Linked DNA regions of Homo sapiens: region 1 is linked to region 2. A link is a contact called in ENCODE Hi-C or POLR2A ChIA-PET data. All regions are on one chromosome and are shown on one strand. The core of a region is the stretch at or near the end of the contact, and the rest is flanking DNA. Distances in the headings are between cores, read along the strand shown. Region 1 holds the start of KCTD12 (potassium channel tetramerization domain containing 12). Region 2 holds the start of KLF5 (KLF transcription factor 5).

Evidence for each region. Hi-C counts contacts between places; a loop is a spot of excess contacts on that map. ChIA-PET counts read pairs that join two places held with the same protein, here RNA polymerase II (POLR2A). Pooled maps may share reads with other maps.
Region 1: a map of naive thymus-derived CD4-positive, alpha-beta T cell shows a loop between it and region 2 (8-fold over the local background). The contact joins the promoter of KCTD12 here to the promoter of KLF5 in region 2. A Hi-C loop is called at or near these places in 1 of 168 maps with a recorded cell type or tissue (naive thymus-derived CD4-positive, alpha-beta T cell) and 7 of 50 pooled maps. POLR2A ChIA-PET finds 5 or more read pairs at or near these places in 1 of 52 experiments (activated T-cell).

What each region holds. Positions count from the first base shown.
Region 1 is chr13:76,885,155-76,888,892 of GRCh38, reverse strand. It overlaps KCTD12 (potassium channel tetramerization domain containing 12), which reads left to right and starts at 2,488. Exons shown (of 1, transcript NM_138444.4): 1 at 2,488-3,738. The coding sequence starts at 2,745. The coding sequence ends at 3,722. RefSeq lists silencers at 2,261-2,690, 3,091-3,360 and an enhancer at 2,974-3,473.
Region 2 is chr13:73,057,274-73,060,852 of GRCh38, reverse strand. It overlaps KLF5 (KLF transcription factor 5), which reads right to left and starts at 1,848. Exons shown (of 4, transcript NM_001730.5): 1 at 1,265-1,848. The coding sequence starts at 1,525. RefSeq lists silencers at 1,085-1,174, 1,495-2,104.

The DNA.
Region 1 (3,738 bases), core at 1,239-3,738, 3.8 Mb before region 2:
TTATATTCTGATGTAGGAAAAGAGTCAACAAATAAGGCAAGGAAGAGGAAGCTGCAGTGAGGCTGTGCTGCATTAAGAAGTGGAATCAAGGAAAGGTCTTGCTGGGCAGACCTGAAGAAGGTGAGAAGGGAGGGACCTGAACAAGGTGAGGAACACGGGAGGGAGGAGAAATGAGACTTTTACAAGGATGTGCAAAGGCCCTGAGAAAACAAGAAAGGGGCTATGTGGCTAAAGCCAGCCAGCTCCTGGGGGCAGGGCAGGAGATGTGTCAGAGAGGTGCTGGTGGGATAACTCCAAACATGTAGAGTCTTGTAAGCCACTGAGAGGACTTTGGATTTTGCTCTTTCTGAGATAGGAAGCCACTGGCAGGCTCTGAGCAGAGTGACATACCAGCCTTGGATTATAAGCAGGGTCCCTGTTTTTGTTCTGGTGATACAAGACTGTAGGAGCAGAAGTAGAAGCAGTTAGGAGACCAGTGCAATAATCCAGGCAAGAGATGATGGTGGCTTGGTCCAGGGTGATGATAGGGAGATGGTGAAATACGTTAATAGTCTAGAAAGATTTTTAACACAGAGCTGGCAGGATTTGCTGATGCAATGAGCAATGGTAATTATACAAAAATATGTGCAGAACTGATACAAAGAAGGCTTTTCTTGGATTTGTAGAAAAGAGGCTGGTTTTGTCAGGTCTCTGACACTAATATAACGCCTAGTAGCACAACCACCTCGAAATCCTGCACTGGGACTTGGAAGTTTTGTGTTATCTATTATTTATCCCAAAGAACAGAACAACAACAAAAAAAGAATGTTGAAATACATTCAGTATCAAAATCTGTACTTGCAATTAAGATAACTGGTTTGGGGGTTGATCTCATTTCAGCACACTGACATGAGCGCGGTAATTGTTGAGCAGATATAAACATTTCAAAATAAAAATGACATTTATCTGTGAGGAGACTGTGAAGCTCACTGGGTAGTTACACAGAAGGATAAATTTTATCAAGAACAAAGATCTTGCCTGATTTATCCTGATGTGTGGTCTATACTTCAAACTGATGTGATAACTGCGCAGACCCCTGACCCTTTGCTTATTGGGCTACACTGAAAGCGCTTTGGAGATTATTCGCCTTTGCATTCCTCACTCCCTGGTGCCCTGCAAATAATAGCAGGTACACAAGAAACATTCAGTGACCCAATCATTTCTTGACACCCTCCTCTGCACTCTTCTCTTTTTGCAGCATTCAGGAGCTCTTACTTATTTTCATACCCAAATCAGTGATCAGATAATCACTCATAAATATGACATTTCAGAACGTGCTGGGAGCAGCGCAGACAGTGTGTAGGGAGCCATCCAGAGGCCCCACCCACCTGGGAAGCCAGGGAAAGCTTCCAGGGGGAGGGGGCGGTTCTGTGGGCTGCAGTCCGAGGGGGAAAAGCAAACGTGTAGGCAGCAGGAGTTGAGAGATGGGATCCAGACAAGGGCCTTCAGATATATAAATATCCCTTTCTGAGACTGACGGGAACTTGGACAGGGCCGAAGAGTGACCGAGGCATGCGGGAGAGAAGGGGCGCCTGGACTTTTGGAAGGATAAACATGCAGGCGCCAAAGGTGGCTTTAAAAATTACGTTAGATCTGCAACTGTTGTGAGTCTAAGGGCGCGATTCAACGAAGGCTGAATGGGACCCGGAGACCGAACGTTCCGGAGTCTTACCCCTTCACTTCGAAGTGAAGTGCCTCGAAGGCCCTGCGGGAAGAGGGAATTGCAATTAAGAGCAGATTTGAAGCTTCATCTCATTTTGTCTCTGCAGCCAGAAAATAAACTATCGTAAAGCATCCTACTGCGGGACACTGAGGTTTGCTTTTTGTTTCTAGGTTTATTTATTTATTTTCCAGGCTGGCTGCAAGGCAACTTGAACAAAATCTGGCTGCGCTCGGACTGGGGCGGCTCTTTCGTCTCTCCAGGTTTTTCGCGTCTCTCTACTTTCAGTGACACGACAACCAACGATGGCAGGCCGCAGCTGCACTGCTGGAAGCGCCCAGTTCCGCAGGCGGGAGGGCCGGAGGCGGCCACGCATTTCCACTCCCGGGGCGACAGGCTTCCGAAAGTTCACGTCCTCCTTCCAGAGTCCTTGGGTGCGGGCTGGGGCGAGAGGGGAGGGGGCGCGGTGACTGTCCCTCCAAGGAGCTGTCTTCCGAAGCCGCCAAGTCTCGGGCGGGTCCTCTTCGGAAGAGGGAGAAAGTTGGGCGGGACCACGGGGCGGGGCTGGTGGGTGGGGAGCGGGTGGGAGTCCGGGCGCCCCCAGCGCTCGCGAGCCGGGGTGGAGCCAGCAGCCCCGCGTGGCGTCCGCGTTTAAGATGCAAATCGAGTCCCCGCTCCCCACCTCCCCTCGCCCGGTAAGCGAGGCTCCGCCGCCGCCCACGCCTCCTGCGCGCCACGGCACCAGAGCAGGCGGCTCTACTTAAGCAGCGCGCGGGCCGCGACCCGGCACTCGCCTGGAGCGCGCGGGCAAGGCGGGCGGAGCGCACTGGAACTCAAGGGGGCGCACAGCGGCGCGCTCGCACCGCTCGGCTCCGCGCGGCTCTAGGAGGTGGCGGCGGTGGCGGTGGCGGCGGTGGCGGCGGCGGCGGCGGCGGGGCGCAGGGCTGAGCGAGCGTCCGGGTTCCGGGGCTCCGGGGAAGGCGGTTGCAGCTCCTGAGTGCAGCGCGGCTTCCTGCCACTGTCCCGGCCCGGCCACCTCTCTGTCATGGCTCTGGCGGACAGCACACGTGGATTACCCAACGGGGGCGGCGGCGGGGGCGGCAGTGGCTCCTCGTCGTCCTCCGCGGAGCCACCGCTCTTCCCCGACATCGTGGAGCTGAACGTGGGGGGCCAGGTGTACGTGACCCGGCGCTGCACGGTGGTGTCGGTGCCCGACTCGCTGCTCTGGCGCATGTTCACGCAGCAGCAGCCGCAGGAGCTGGCCCGGGACAGCAAAGGCCGCTTCTTTCTGGACCGGGACGGCTTCCTCTTCCGCTACATCCTGGATTACCTGCGGGACTTGCAGCTCGTGCTGCCCGACTACTTCCCCGAGCGCAGCCGGCTGCAGCGCGAGGCCGAGTACTTCGAGCTGCCAGAGCTCGTGCGCCGCCTCGGGGCGCCCCAGCAGCCCGGCCCGGGGCCGCCGCCCTCGCGGCGCGGGGTGCACAAGGAGGGCTCGCTGGGTGACGAGCTGCTGCCGCTTGGCTACTCGGAGCCCGAACAGCAGGAGGGCGCCTCTGCCGGGGCGCCGTCGCCCACGCTGGAGCTGGCTAGCCGCAGTCCGTCCGGGGGCGCGGCGGGCCCGCTGCTCACGCCGTCCCAGTCGCTGGACGGCAGCCGGCGCTCGGGCTACATCACCATCGGCTACCGCGGCTCCTACACCATCGGGCGGGACGCGCAGGCGGACGCCAAGTTCCGGCGAGTGGCGCGCATCACCGTTTGCGGAAAGACGTCGCTGGCCAAGGAGGTGTTTGGGGACACCCTGAACGAAAGCCGGGACCCCGACCGTCCCCCGGAGCGCTACACCTCGCGCTATTACCTCAAGTTCAACTTCCTGGAGCAGGCCTTCGACAAGCTGTCCGAGTCGGGCTTCCACATGGTGGCGTGCAGCTCCACGGGCACCTGCGCCTTTGCCAGCAGCACCGACCAGAGCGAGGACAAGATCTGGACCAGCTACACCGAGTACGTCTTCTGCAGGGAGTGAGCTCCCCAGACCCCCT
Region 2 (3,579 bases), core at 599-3,098:
AGCCTTTTCCAGCTATCTTCTCTCCTAGTATAACTTAAGCCTACATTTTTTAACACTGAAAAGGAAATTTCGAAAGATAAGAAAACCAACTAGATGGAATGGCGCATATATTAGCTGTGGCACCTTAACAGGTAAATAAGACAGTCATTTTCTGCTACTACTTCATTTCAAATGCGTTTCATCTCGGACCTTGGTGTGGATGCGGACGGGGTTTCCCGGATAGACATGATTTAAAAATAAAAATTAACGCTCTCATCATGTGAGTCACATCTCTGACAAACGCCACTGCCCTCTCACAGCAAGACCCTGGCAGACCCCACGGAGTAGGCGCTGGGTAGCAAATATACGACACGCCAAAGAGCTACTAAATGAAGTGTCTTGAAATAAACTGAACTAAACCCTTTCGTGCACTGCGCTCCCGCGGCGGTTAGTGGTTTCTGATTTTAGCTCTTCCAGCTGTTTGCATGTGGGTATGTTTCCAATTTTTTTTTCCTTGGGACAGGCTAAAAGTCCCGGGAAGTTTTTTCTGGGCTATATGACTCCCTGCGTGGGCGAAAGAAACAGGCGGTTGCTCTAATTCGGCTGCTGGGCAAGTGTAAAAGCCAACTGCCAGCTTTCAACGCGGCTCCGGGAGGAAATTTACGTGCACACGAAGAAAACAACACCCCCGGTCTTTTTTTTTTTTTTTTTTTTTTAAGGAAAAATAAGCGCTCCGACACAACCTTAGCTTTCCTAACTCTCATTTTCCAAACGCGGCCCGCAATCGCTTCTAAAGCAGGTTGAGCCACCGGGTATGAAACCTTGGGGAACCTCTCCCCAGCACCCCAATTTGCGTTTCTACTTAACCCGAGACGATGGGGATGGGGGGGAGGGCTCCAATGCCTTGGCATTGGAGAGCGGTACAGGCGAAGGCGTAATTTAAGTAAAACTGAGCGTAAGGTACAAGGTTTCGTCCCTCAAGTGTAAGAAAAACAACTAAGGTGCGCGTGAGCACCCAGTTCCCTCCCTCTTACCTCTCCCAGGCCGACCCGCCGGGGCAGATTCCCCTCCATCCTTCCCACCCCCGGCCCCCCCCCCCATTTACTCTCAGCGAAACGCGGGGCCCCGGCCAGGCGTGCAGGGCGGGGCTGCCCACCCAGCACCGGCTCCGGTGCGCCCCGACGCACGCCCCAGCCTGGAGCGGCCCCTGTCGCCCGCGAGTCGCAGCAACGGGACACGCCCGAGCCCGGGAGTGCTGCGGTGGGAGGGGAGCGGCTCTTCCTACCTGGACCAGGTCCTCTGGAGGCAGCCGCGGGCCGGTGGCGGGCGGCTGGGCCGGCTGCGGGGCCTGCGCGGGCGCGGGCTGCGCCTGCGGGCGGTGGTGCGCGTGCTTCAGCTCCTCGCCGGGGAAGAGCGCCGCGTCGCGGGCCGGATTCGCGGCGCCCAGCACCGGCTTGAGCTGCGCGAACACCGGCTCGTCCTGCGGCGCCGGCGGCTGGGGCACGGGTCCCAGGCGGGCGCTCATGCTCAGCACCCTTGTAGCCATGGGCACTCGGGGGCGCAGCTCCAGGCGCGGGTCGGGCGCACTTCCCACCTCGCCCACGCTGGCTTGGGTCGGCGAGCTCAGCGCGGGGCTGCCGGCGGAGGAGGGGAGGTTTCGGGTGGACTCCTCAGACAGCGGCAGGCAGTTTTCGAAGGCGCGCACGAAAAGCAAAACTCTTCCGCTCTTCCACACGTAAACGCCAACGTCCTCCGGGCGGCCACTTTCTCCCGCCCCGCCCCACCGTGCTCTCAGGCTCTCCGGAGCCCGCTCCCGCCACCGCCGACCTCCGCGAGAGAACCGCGAGCGCACGTACCTGCCCCGCGACTACTGACACTTGACGCCCGCCTCTATTTCACCCAACTCCGGGGGGGCGGGGCCCGATCGCCTGATTGGCAGCGCCGCCGCGAATCCCGAGGCCCCGAGGCCGGCCAGGCCTGAGCGGCCAGCCTATGAGCAGGGAGAGAGGCAGCCAGGGCCCCGCCTCCGTCGGCCCGACCGCACCCCTCTCGGGCCACGAGCTTCGCGCGCAGGGCGGCCGCGCAGTTTGTACACAACTTCTCTGACAGATTGGGCTGGCGGAGCCGGGGGCGGAGGGAAGTAGCGGAGCGGGTGGAATCTGGGAAGAGGGGGAATTAGGGTGGAGACGCGGAGGGAGATCTCTTCGCACTGTTCTCTGCCAGGATTAGGAAGAAAAAGAGTATTGCACGTCTTAGGTGTTGTGCAAGGACCTGAAACTCAAAAGCTGAAACCCAGAAGGCAGCTAGGTAGGGGCGCTGAGGCTTTTAGAGATTTGTCTAATGAGTGTGTACTTTTAAATATCCAAAATGTACTTCTCTTTAGCAGAAAACTAGGGGCGGTGTGATAAACAAATTTAAAACAGCTCTTGTCCCTGTGTATCTTTAGCAGTGAGTGTATCCGTTTAACAAGGCAAATTCAGAATGCCTGAATAAAAGATTTGATGGCAAGCGTTTTTTCAGATCCTTGCATAAAAGCCTGGGTTTTTCCCACTCCTTCAGGATTTTAATTGCTAGACGTTTTCCCACACATTTCTACTTCCCATCCGTGTGTGGGGAGGAGGGCTTGGGCCATATGAATTTTGAAGTTTCTAATATTTAAGCCGTGTTGATTCTAGCCGAAGCATGGAATCTAATTTAAGCACGACTAGCTCAAACGTGTATTTAAATAGACATTACATCTTTGACTTATTTTTGCTAGCACTGTATGTTCAAAAAATGGACTTTAATATTTACAAAGCAGAAACCTAGCACATTTACCTCACATTGTGGCACCTTTTCCTACGAAGAGACAATCAAAAAGCCGCAAACATAGACACAGAGCAGCTCTGAAAACTGGGAATCCAAATTTGTTGGAAAGTAATAGCCAAATATATTACCATCCATTTACTATGTTGTTATAATGGGAGGGTGAATTTTTGCCAGCAATCACCTAAGGAAACCACTTCCCTTAATCCTTAATGTTCTTGTACATGATTTTATCTGGCTTATTGGGAGGACGGAACAATAAACTGCAATAAAAATGCCTGTGATATTACTACAAATGTACATATGTTGACACACAATATACCATTAGACAGTTTTACATATACCACAGCCTATTCATCACTTCAGAGTAAAACAGCTTTAAAAAAAAGTCTTGGATAAAAACGTTCACTTCAAAGAGTGTATCTATCAAAGGTATGGATCTCATTTTCAATGGGTAGAAAATTAATATGCACATAAAGAAATGTATTTATTATTAGAAAATATAAAATTATGCTGTAAACTGGGTTTTTCTCCTTTTCCTTCTCTTCCTGTTGACACATGATTCATTTTTATAGCTGTGATCACTGCCTTCAGAGAATGGCTGATGACTACTTTCATGTTATCAAAGTATTATTTAATAAGTGCTTTTGCAAGTTTTTCTCTAACCAAGCAGCCCCATGCTGTCCATCTTCATCTTTAAAAAGCTGTCCTGCTTTTCTCTAATGTAAAACCTATCATGTAATTAATTAGCTTAGAAACAGATTATAGAATTAGGATGGGATTTAATGTAACTCT